2 separate regions of the Mus musculus genome follow, and region 1 is linked to region 2. The links are chromatin contacts, found by Hi-C or POLR2A ChIA-PET in ENCODE. All regions are on one chromosome and are shown on one strand. Each heading gives the region's core, a stretch centred on a gene start or an enhancer-like site at or near the end of the contact. The rest is flanking DNA. Distances are from core to core; before and after follow the strand shown.

Region 1 (5,517 bases), core at 639-3,138, 390 kb after region 2:
CCTGGCTAAAATCATTCTCTCTGCGTCACTATGTCTGTTGTGCCTAGCTTCATGAATATCAATAAGCTAGACCCCATTTTCCTCCTCTCTGTCTAATGCTTCTAGCCAGCATACAGCATTCCAGCCATATGGAGCCTTGAAAAACCTCTGTATTCTCCTGGTTCTAAAGTGTATGCTCTTCCTTTCCCAGACAGCTCCCAATACCCTAACAGATCTTCTCTGAGCAACCCAGAAAGCTGCAGACTTGCCCTGAAGTCCCACATCTTCAATTTATTCTTATCAACAAGCATATGCTGAATAGTAGTTATTTTATGGCCCTGGAATGTGTTTCATTTGTAGATATCTACCTAGTACCTAGGGCAGCAACATGATCACTGTTGTTTATATTAAGTACAAAGTTGAGTACAAACTGGTAAAAATGTGCACTATAAGGTTATGCATTTAGGGCTATCTCTGATGGTTTGAATATGCTTGGCTCGTGGACGTGGCACTATTAGGAGGTGTGACCTTGTTGAAGGAAGTGTGTCACTGTGTAGGCAGGATTTGAGGTCTCCTAGTGCTCAAGCTCCACCCAGTGCAGAAGAGACCCTCCTCCTCACTGTCTGCCAAAGACAGTCTCTTCCTGGCTGCATTCAGATCAATATATAGAGCTCTCAGCTCTTCTAACACCATGTCTGCCTGCAGGTTGCCATGCTTCCTGCCATGATGATAATGGACTGAACCTCTGAAACTGTAAGCCAGCCCCAATTAAATGTTTTCTTTTCTAAGACTTGCCTTGGTCATGGTGTCTCTTCACAGCAATAAAACCCTAAGTAAGATACCACCTTATCAAATTGTCTTTAGTCTGATGGCTTAAAACAGCAGAAGTATGCTCATTCATAGTCCTAAAGGCTGGAAACGCCAATAGAACTACTCTTTTTTGAAGAGGACAGAGGAACAATGTTTGTTCTGAGTGGACACTGGTCAACCCACTATATTTTGTCCTCTTACCTCCTAACTCATATCTGTCCCCATGAAAAATGTATTCTCTCTATCACACCATTCCTGTCTTAGCAAGGGTTTATTGCTGTGATGAAACACCGTGACCAAAAGCAAAGTGAGGAGGGAAAGATTATTTGGCTTTCATTTCCATATCAGAGTCTACCACTGAAAGAAGTCAGGACAGGAACTAGAAGTCAGGAGCTGATGCAGAGGCCATGGAGAAGTGCTACTTCCAAGCTTGTCTATCATGGCTTACTCAGCCTGCTTTTTTATAGAGCCCAGGACCCCAGCCTAAGGATGACTCCCAAAGGGCTGGACCCTCCTCAGTTGATCACTAATTAAGAAAATGCCCTACAGATGGATCTTACAGAGGCATTTTCTCAATTGAGGTTTCCTCCTTTTAGATGACTCCAGTTTGTATCAAGTTAATGCCAAACTAGCCAGTGCAATCCCCAAACTTTTTAATACTCTACAAATCTAAATACAAAATTTTTTCCAAATAACCTCTCAAAAGCCCTCACTCTAACCACCTAGATCACCTAAGTCACATATAGATGACACTCTGGGTACACTTCACTTTGAATGTAGGGAGAATTCTCCTATGATGGACTGATGAACCAGAAAACAAGTTTCCTGCTTCTAAAACACACAGGTAAAACATACATGTTTTCATCCCAGAAGGGAGAAAAATAGAAGGAATTAAGGAGCCTCTGGTCTCACACACATTCAAGACTAAGCAAGAAAAAAAATCCCTTTGGGTTTCAGGGTCTGTGAGCGCTCTTCTTTGGCTCTCAGATCCATCCGCTGGCTCACAGCTCCTGTGCCTGTGTTCTCAGTAGCTGCTTTATCATCCTTAGCCCTGGTTCCATGGCTCTATCCAGTGAGTCACTCCTGTTCCTGAAGGCTGGCGCATGTGTGCAGCTGCATAATTTATCATTTCGCTTCCTGCCTATATAATTAAGAGAATCCGAAAATACCTTTTTATTTTGTCCATCCTCTGTTCAATCTCAGACTGAAATGTTTCTCGGGTATAATAATCCTCCAAGAGAGCATAGGCTGTCTGTGTACACCAAGGGGAGTCACTCAGACAGACAATAGTTTCCCATATATTCTCTGATAGGACAGCCCTTCACTATTTCTGGCTGCTTCCAACATGAGGGAGTGTATCCATGAGTTGAATGCCTAATCTTTCCAAAGACTGTCCTCATGTGCCCTTGGCCGTCTCTCCAGAGTACATTTGCTTAACAGTGCATTTCTTCTTTTCAGCATTCTTTGCAATCTGGATAACATGAAAATCTCTTAAATCATCAAAGGCTAATCCTTAAGAGTTTCTTCTTTACTCTCTTCTGCCTCTCTTGCTTTCTCTACCTAGTAAAGAGAAACTAGACGGTCCTTTCCACACTTTGCTTGAAAATCTTTTCTGCAAGATGTCCAACTTCATCATTTGTAGCTTCCACCTAGCAAGACATGCTTTAGCCAAGTTTTTTATTACTTTATAAAAAATGCCTTTCTGTACTTTCCAATATGACTTCATTTGTTTCTGGGACCTGACCTAAGATTCCCTTGCATTTCTAGCTCTTCAAGACAGTATTGGATATTTCTTTGTCCTTTAAGTTTTCACCAATTCTTTGAGAATTTCTTTTTTTTTCTTTTTTTTTTAATTGGGTATTTATTTCATTTACATTTCCAATGCTATCCTAAAAGTCCCCCACATGCTCCCTCACCCACTCCCCCACCCACCCACTCCCACTTCTTGGCCCTGTCGTTCCCCTGTACTGAGGCATATAAAGTTTGCACGACCAATGGGCCTCTCTTTCTACTGATGGCCGACTAGGCCATCTTCTGATTCATATGCAGCTAGAGTCAAGAGCTCCGGGGTACTGGTTAGTTCATATTATTGTTTCACCTATAGGGTTGCAGACCCCTTTAGCTCCTTGGGTACTTTCTCTAGCTCCTCCATTGGGGGCCCTGTGATCCATCCAATAGCTGACTGTGAGCATCCACTTCTGTGTTTGCTAGGCCTCAGCATAGTCTCACAAGAGACAGCTCTATCTGGGTCCCTTCAGCAAAATCTTGCTAGTGTGTGCAATGGTGTCAGCGTTTGGAAGCTGATTATGGGATGGATCCCTGGATATGGCAGTCTCTAGATGGTCCATCCTTTCGAGAATTTCATACATGTGTTTTGATCATAATCACCTGCCTCCTCACTCCAAATCCATCCAGATCCATGCCTACATCCCTATGACCCCAGCATCTTGTCCTCTTTTAAAATATTAACCCAGTGAATTTAGTTTTGCTGCTCATATACTCACAGATTTGAGGCCATTCACTGAAATGCAATCAATCTTCCGGGGACCATTATCATAAAGAAAACTTAGTTTACTTCCTCTGAAAAGAATCAACTGCCTGTGATTCCTGAGCTATGAGCAGAGGCTCATGAACTCTTCCCAACTCCATGCTAAAATGCTGACTGGCTTGATCTCATGCAGATATTCTGCAGACAACCATGGGTGCTATGAGTTCATGCAACTATTGTACCCGTGGGCAAATCTTTCCAAACTAATCATTACTGTAGCTCACAGGATTCACAGCTGGGTAAGGCTGCTGCTGCTGCCCCTCTCTTAGCAATTCAATAACACATTCACATTTACTATGAAAGCTCAATATCAGACTTTTCTATCATGCCTCTACCTATTACCTAATTCCAAAGCTACCTCTGAAGTTTTTGATGTCTATTATAACAACATTTTGCTTCTTGGTATTAATAATATAATCCATGTCATTTCTACAAAGGGAAACATAATAGTTTCAATGTGATATGGAAATTTGTTTTAAGAGACTATCTTATGTGATTGTAGGGACAACCAAAGATGCTGAAAACCTTTGAATGGGAGCTGAAGCGCTAGTCCTCAGGCAAATGTCTTCTGCTGTGAGCAGTTTCACTTTTCCTCTAAGTCCTTCCCATTGATTAGATGAGTCCAAGTCAGATTATTCAGGAGAATATTTGCTTAAAGTGAACTAATTGTTCTCTCTGGCTTGAACATTTGTATAATAGTATAAAATTATTGGCTCACAAAAACAATTTATTTGACTACTGTCTTAGTCACTTTTCTACTTCTGACAAAACACCATGATCATGGCAACATATAAAGGAAGTGTTTAATTGTTTAATTGGTCTTACAGCTTCAGAGGATTAGAGTCCATGATGGTGGAGTGAAGGCATGGTGGTAGGAACAGCTCAGGGTTAACACCACATCTGCTGCAAGCAGGAGGCAGAGAGAAGCACACTAAAAGAATGGTTCAGACATATATTTATTTATTTATATTAGATATTTTCTTTATATACATTTCAAATGCTATCCCAAAAGTTCCCTATACCCTCCCTCCGCCCTGCTCCCCTACACACCCACTCCTGCTTCTTGGCCCTGGCATTCCCGTGTACTGGGGCACATAAAGTTTGCAATACCAAGGGGCCTCTCTTCCCAGTGATAGCCAACTAGGCCATCTTCTGATACATATGCAGCTAGAGACATGAGCTCCGGGGTACTGGTTAGTTCATATTGTTGTTCCACCTACAGGGTTGCAGATCCCTTCAGCTCCTTGGGTGCATTCTCTAGCTTCTCCATTGGGAGTCCTGTGTTCCATTTATAGATGACTGTGAGCATCCACTTCTGTATTTGCCAGGCACTGGCATAGCCTCATACCAGACAGCTATAACAAGGTCCCTTCAGCAAAATCTTTTTGGCATATGCAATAGTGTCTGGGTTTGGTGGCTGATTATGGGATGGATCCCCGGGTGGGGTAGTCTCTGGATAGTCCATCCTTTCATCTTAGCTCCAAACTTTGTCTCTGTAACTCCTTTCACGGGTATTTTGTTCCCTATTCTAAGGAGGAATGAAGTATCTACCCATTGGTCTTCCCTCTTCTTGATTTTCTTGTGTTTTGCAAATTGTATCTTGGGTGTTCTGTTTCTGGGCTAATATCCACTTATCAGTGAGTGCATATCTAATGACTTCTTTTGTGATTGGGTTACCTCACTCAGGATGATGCCCTCCAGATACATCCATTTGTCCAAGAATTTCATAAATCCATTGTTTTAAATAGCTGAGTAGTACTCCATTGTATAAATGTACCACATTTTCTGTATCCATTCTTCTGTTAAGGGACATCTGCGTTCCTTCCAGCTTCTGGCTATTATAAATAAGGCTGCTATGAACATAATGGAGCATGTGTTCTTATTACCAGTTGGAACTTCTTCTGAGTATATGCCCAGGAGAGGTATTGCTGGATCTTCCGGTAGTATTATGTTAAATTTTCTGAGGAACCTCCAGATTGACTTCCACAGTGGTTGTACAAGCTTGCAATCCCACCAGCAATGGAGAAGTGTTCCTCTTTCTCCATATCCTCGCCAGCATCTGCTGTCACCTGAATTTTTCATCTTAGCCATTCTGACTGGTGTGAGGTGGAATCTCAGGGTTGTTTTGATTTGCATTTCCCTGATGATTAAGGATGTTGAACATTTTTTCAGGTGCTTCT
Region 2 (5,451 bases), core at 435-2,934:
CTAACTGCATTTTTTTTTTCTTTAGGAGGAAAAAAAATCATACATCCCAGCTTCTTCCTTTTCAAAATGTCAGCCAAGCGCTCTTTTCCCTGACTCATTCTCCAGTCTATTTCCATAGACCCTCCCCACACAGGAACGCAGCATCGCATCGTTAGTTTTCAGGGTTCCCTTAGTTCCTGCAATGCTGCTGCTATAGGGGTGGGAGGGGGAAGGAGGCGAGAGAGAAGGTAGAGGAGCTGGTGGTGATGGTGATACTGGAGAAGGAGGGGGGCAGTGATGCAGCAGAGGGGAGTTCCCTCCCTCCCTTCCGCAGTCACGACTCATGGATTTGTCTACAACTATGCCCTTCAAAATGACCTTAAAAAAAAAAACCTAGTACCTTTCCAGTGTAAGGAGGTAAAAAACAAACACGGTATGTAATTTTCAATGGGGTATGAGGGGGAGTCCAGCCAAGGAAGCAACAGGCTGCATGAAATGCTCTAATATAACCTGTTTCTTCGTTTGTATCATGAAGAGCTTAAAAACACCATGTCTAGCCAAGGCTTAAAAAACGAGCCATGAATGGAGCTCACTGGGCCATTTCTGGGCTGTGATGACTGCAATGTGTGAGGACTGCAGTGTGGATGCATTTCTTCTCCCCGTTCCTATCCATTCTAGATACATTTCTAGACTGGAAGAATGATGCTATCTATCGCAGCATCGTCTGCATTAGAACAGGTACGCTCGTGAGTTCTGCTCACGGCCCCAAATCTCGTTTTTCTAAGGTCTTGGGAGATGGAAAGGGAGGGTACATACATAGGCTCCTGGAACCTGACCGAATTTCCCAGGAGGAAAGGCTTAGGAAACGAAGATCCCTACCATACCCAAAACCCTAGCTCCAGCTCCCCACCCGAGGCGCATCCTGGGGACCCCCCACATTTGTCACTGGATGCCAAGCCCAGGGCCGCACGCTCCTAGCAGCTCCTACCACCCACTCCCTAACACCCTGGTCAGCCCCGCGGGCGCCGAACTGTCCGCAGTGCTCGCGTACAGACGCGCCTCCTAAGAAAAGCCAAGGCGCCGACGGCAGAGCCGCGGAGCGCGTACTTACACCAACTACCACCGGTCCTGCCCAAAAACTCCTTCTTCTCCGAGTTCCAGATGAATTTCTTCCAGCTGCCTTCCTCCTTGGCTTTTCCGCGGGCCATGGTGTCTGCTCAGCAGTGGCGGCCGAGGCCGAGGGAGGGCGAGTGCGGCGCGCGCCCTGGGCGTCCTCGCGGCGGCTGCTCGGTGTCCCCGCGGCCCGGCTCTGTCTCCGAAAGCGAGACGCGCCGCTGCCGCTGCGGCTCTCCGAGTGCGAGGCGCGCCGCGGAGCAGCCTAGGCAGAGCGGGAGGAGGGGGAGGTGCGGCGGGGGCGGAGGGAGGAGGGACGAGGGAGGAGGGCGCGCGCGGGCTGGGCGGCTCCGAGCCCCGCACCTAGAGGTGGGCGCGCGGCCGCTCTCGGGCTTTCCCCGCACTCCGATCGCCTTCCGGGGGGCTCAGCGAACCCCGCAGCTGCTGCTTCAAGCTGTAGCTGCACCACTCTGCTTGCTGTGACCTCTGGCGAGATGGACCAGGGACAAGGAGGGAAAGTCACCGGGAAGGGCGAGCGGAGTGGAGCGCGGGCTCGGCACACGGGCGCGCAGGCCAGGAGCCGAGAAATTGGCTGAGGGCGCACGCCCTACCTTTACTATATACCGCGCCTCCACCATCCGTAGCTCCGCCTACCGGCGGCACGGCAAGCCAATCGCCAGCGCCGAGAAGGCGGGGCCTGAGCCCCCGAAGGGGCGGGCGCGGGGCCCCGCACAAAGGAGCCGGCAAAGCTAAAGGGGCTGGCACCGCAGCAGGGGTGCGGAGAGGGACTGGGGGCGGGTGAGTACTGCTCCCGCAGCTCTGCTGGCCCTCTCTCTGCCCCGAGCTGTGCCTGGACAATCCTCCTCGTCCTCCCGGCCCCCGCTCGCCAATGCTGTGGCCTGCACCTGCATCGCTCTCTGGGAACCTCGGAGACCTCAACTCCTTCGTACTGGTCTTACCCCTTCGTACTGGTCGGGGTTTACTGCAGGTCCACCTCCCCTAGGCCATGGCCAGGTGGGGGAAGGTCACTCCAGGACGCTAGTGACTCTGCCCAGCTCTGCTCCGCCTCTCTGCTTATGCACCTGCCGCCCCCTCGCACTCTCTGCCACTGCGGTTGCAGTTCCGGCCCGTCCCTCTTCTGCAGGCCAGCCCAGCGGGCAGCCTCGGTTCCTGACTCCTGGTCTGTGCTTGTGGGCGGCCTGAACCACCTCAATCCGGACAATTGCCAAACCCACCCTGGGCTGTAGCTGGGAACCGGTTGTGGCTCCTGCCAGTCTAGACCCCGGGGAACAATTTATGCACGTGACCCAGCCACCTAAGACTCTCCTGGCCCAGGTCTGTGGCTGGTATTCCCATTGGCTTACTGTTCTGTCTCACTGGGGGCACCCCTACCCTATACTGTAGAATTCTTGGAATGACAGAGCACTTGGGAAGACCCAGCTCACATGTCAAGATGTCGCAGAGCACTGTGTTGGACATGACCATTCTTTCCATCCTTGTTGGCTGAAAATCCGCCCTTATTTTCATCCACCGAGCCCCTGAACAGCTTTCCACACAGCTCTTATGGTGATGACACAGCAGAAAACATGGCGAGGCTTCTGCAGTGGCTGCAGAAAAGCCTGTCCCTGGAGCGACCTGGCCGGTCGCGCAAAGAGCTAGCTTCTTATCAAAGACCTTCCCAACACAGAGATGGGTTCCCAAGACACCCTGCCATTTTCAAGGTCAATCTTGCAGGCCCAAGGACAAAACCGAAGGGATGCAAAAATGAGCTTTTTCTCATTAATCCCACTTGCAAGACTGAAGAAAACCTTAAAATACCCAAAATTCAGGGGAGACATAGCAACTGAGTCTCATGGAGTCCACAGGGGCTGCCGACCCACTGTGTCAAGGACAACTGTGAGAGCAGCTTGTTGAGAAAGAAGTCACTCTGCTTTGCCCCTGCAGCGTTTATTTTGGAAAAAACCCAAGTTTGTGGTTGGTAAGCTATTAGAAGAGACTGTACCTGTAGATTTGATGCCACTGTCTCTAGGCAGAACTTACATTGTGGAGGGGATTCCGCAGACCAGACCACTGGGAGGTGTGTGTGTGTGTGTGTGTGTGTGTGTGTGTGTGTGTGTGTGTACCTCATATATATATGAGGGAGGAAACCCCGTGGGCAGAATCAGGAAAAAAAAAACCATAAGGAATAAGTAGGGTGTAAGTAGCTTCAAAAGGGATGAGACTTGGCTGGAGTTTGATGGTTTCTGCCTATAATCCCAGACTGGAGATAGGCAGGAGGATTACACATCTGAGGAAGAAAGAAAAGTGAGTAAGAGGACTCTTAAGACTGATGCGGTGACCATTCCTCATAGCCAGTGTACCTCAAACCCCCAGAACAGTTTGCAAACAGTTCATCGTGGCAGGTTTTAAATCAGAACTTTCTTTACTATTGAGAAAGAAAGAAAGAAAGAAAGAAAGAAAGAAAGAAAGAAAGAAAGAAAGAAAGAAAGAAAGAGAGAAAGAAAGAAAGAAGAGGAAAAGAAAAAGGAAAGGAAAGAAAAGAAAAGAAAAGAAAAGAAAAGAAAAGTGCTGCCCCTTAGCTGTCGACTTGTATGATAAATGCCAGTTATACTGGGAGTGGGGAGTGGGAGACAAGCTTGCTTGACTTTCTTGCCCTTGCCCGGTCTTCCTTGGGTAGATTTCTCCCCTTCTCAGGTGAGTTCCTCAGCTCTGCGCAGGTCAGGCATGCAGGGCCATCGCAGCATCCCCCTTTAGGTTCCTTAGAATCATCCCTGTTCCCACCAGAGCTAGTGTTGCCATGGGAGAACATGATCTCAGCCCACTTATGTGGGACCCATTTCTGTCTCTGGCTCACCTCAAGCTCCACCTGCCCAGCCAGTCTCCACCATCTGGAGCTGTCTTATGCATTTCACCATCTTCCCATCTAGAGCAGCCCTGGGAAAACCGAGACAGAGAGGTATTCACATTCCCCGCTTCCAGGTCTGCCAGCTTCTCCACTTTGGTCAAGGCGCTTGTTCACCAGGGCTGTTCCCAGGGCTGTAAAATTAGAGTGATACATTGTAGCCAGGATTAAAAGAAGGATGTGGGAAAGTGTTAAGCACAGTGCCTGGTGCATAGCAAAAGCTATTAAGTAGCTAGCTTAACTATGATTCCTTCCACGTGACCTTGCCTAACCTTGAGGCTATTGGTATGACTTTATGACTGACCATCTTAACTGTGATACTTAACTAGGACTCTGAGTTCACCTGGAAGGTCACCCTGACTAATTCCCCACCCTCAATGCCACCTTTTCCCTCTCTTCCCAACGTGCTTCCTGCTCTATGACCTCGGCTAACTCAAGTAATGAATAACTCAAGCACATAATGTCCCTTTGGAGTGTACTGGGCTGGGCTTTTGTTCCAGGGCCCCTTCTGTGAAGGGTGCTGTACCAGCAGGTTGAAATCGAAATGTGTGTGGTTCTCGAGAGGGAGGGGTGCCTCCAGCAGGTGCAGCACACAGCTGGGTGTGGACCAACCAAGAGCGCTGTTCCCGCAGTACCTGTGCAAGTTCACTGGAGAAAGAGTGTATTCAGCTCAGTATAAGGGCTCAAGGAGAGAACAACTGTCAGACATCTTTCTGTGCTGGCTAGGGAAAAGAGATGGTTCTGGTATCCTATGATTGGTTCTGCCCAAGGTTAATATTCTGTGTGGGTGGACAGAGGTGAAGCATTAAACAGACTTGACAGCCGAGAACTGACTGGGGCGGGGCGTTATCCAAGTGAGGATAACAGATTCCAACTCCCGAAAACAGCCAGTTGCATTTGTAGTTGATAGAGCATTTACCTGGGGGGCAGAGACAGGGTCCAGCAGGTAAAAGCAGGATGAGATAGATATTCCTGACTGCAGCAAGATGGCCATCCAGAAACGGGGTTGAGAAGACGAGACTGAACACATCACCTATAAGATTCTTCTGCCCCTAGCCAGGGAGACTAAAATGGAGGTGCCCACAAAGGGAAGAGTGCGACTTGGCAGCCTGCTTGAGAGAACCAGAGCCGAAAACAGAACTCCCTGGAGCAGTCAGCTCTCTAAAGCCCTCTGGCAAACAGAATGCACTCAGGCTCTGCAGAGGCTGCGGAAGGCTGAGCTGCCAACCCCACGTTCACACACTCACACACGTGCTCACACACAGCGGGGTTCTTTTCGGCCAGCCCCGGAGTATTTTAAGTACAGAGTGGAGGGGCTGAGGGGATGAGTGCCGAGGTGACTCATCCTGGCAGCAGAAGCTGTGTGCACTGCAGAAGAAAATGGCTCAGTGGCAGGCCGTGGGGGAAAGCAGCTGGGGTGTACAGTTCTGCAGTTGGAGGGCTTGGGAAAAGGCTGT

What was found. Hi-C counts contacts between places; a loop is a spot of excess contacts on that map. ChIA-PET counts read pairs that join two places held with the same protein, here RNA polymerase II (POLR2A).
Region 1: a loop to region 2 is called in a map of left cerebral cortex, with 3 times the contacts of the local background. The contact joins the enhancer-like site here to the promoter of Atp1b1 in region 2. A Hi-C loop is called at or near these places in 1 of 37 maps with a recorded cell type or tissue (left cerebral cortex). POLR2A ChIA-PET finds 5 or more read pairs at or near these places in 1 of 5 experiments (Patski).

What each region holds. Positions count from the first base shown.
Region 1 is chr1:164,846,946-164,852,462 of GRCm38, forward strand. No RefSeq gene overlaps it. Among named protein-coding and RNA genes, the nearest start is that of Gm20743, 13 kb to the right of the region's middle. Within about 2 kb of position 1,889, at least 1 of the 3 ENCODE cell types and tissues checked has a DNase peak (open chromatin) inside an H3K27ac peak, as active enhancers do; it is left cerebral cortex, where a contact is called at or near this core.
Region 2 is chr1:164,456,671-164,462,121 of GRCm38, forward strand. Atp1b1 (ATPase, Na+/K+ transporting, beta 1 polypeptide) reads right to left here and starts at 1,685. Exons shown (of 6, transcript NM_009721.6): 1 at 1,091-1,685. The coding sequence starts at 1,187. It overlaps Gm32391 (predicted gene, 32391), which reads left to right and starts at 1,853. Exons shown (of 4, transcript NR_168343.1): 1 at 1,853-3,070.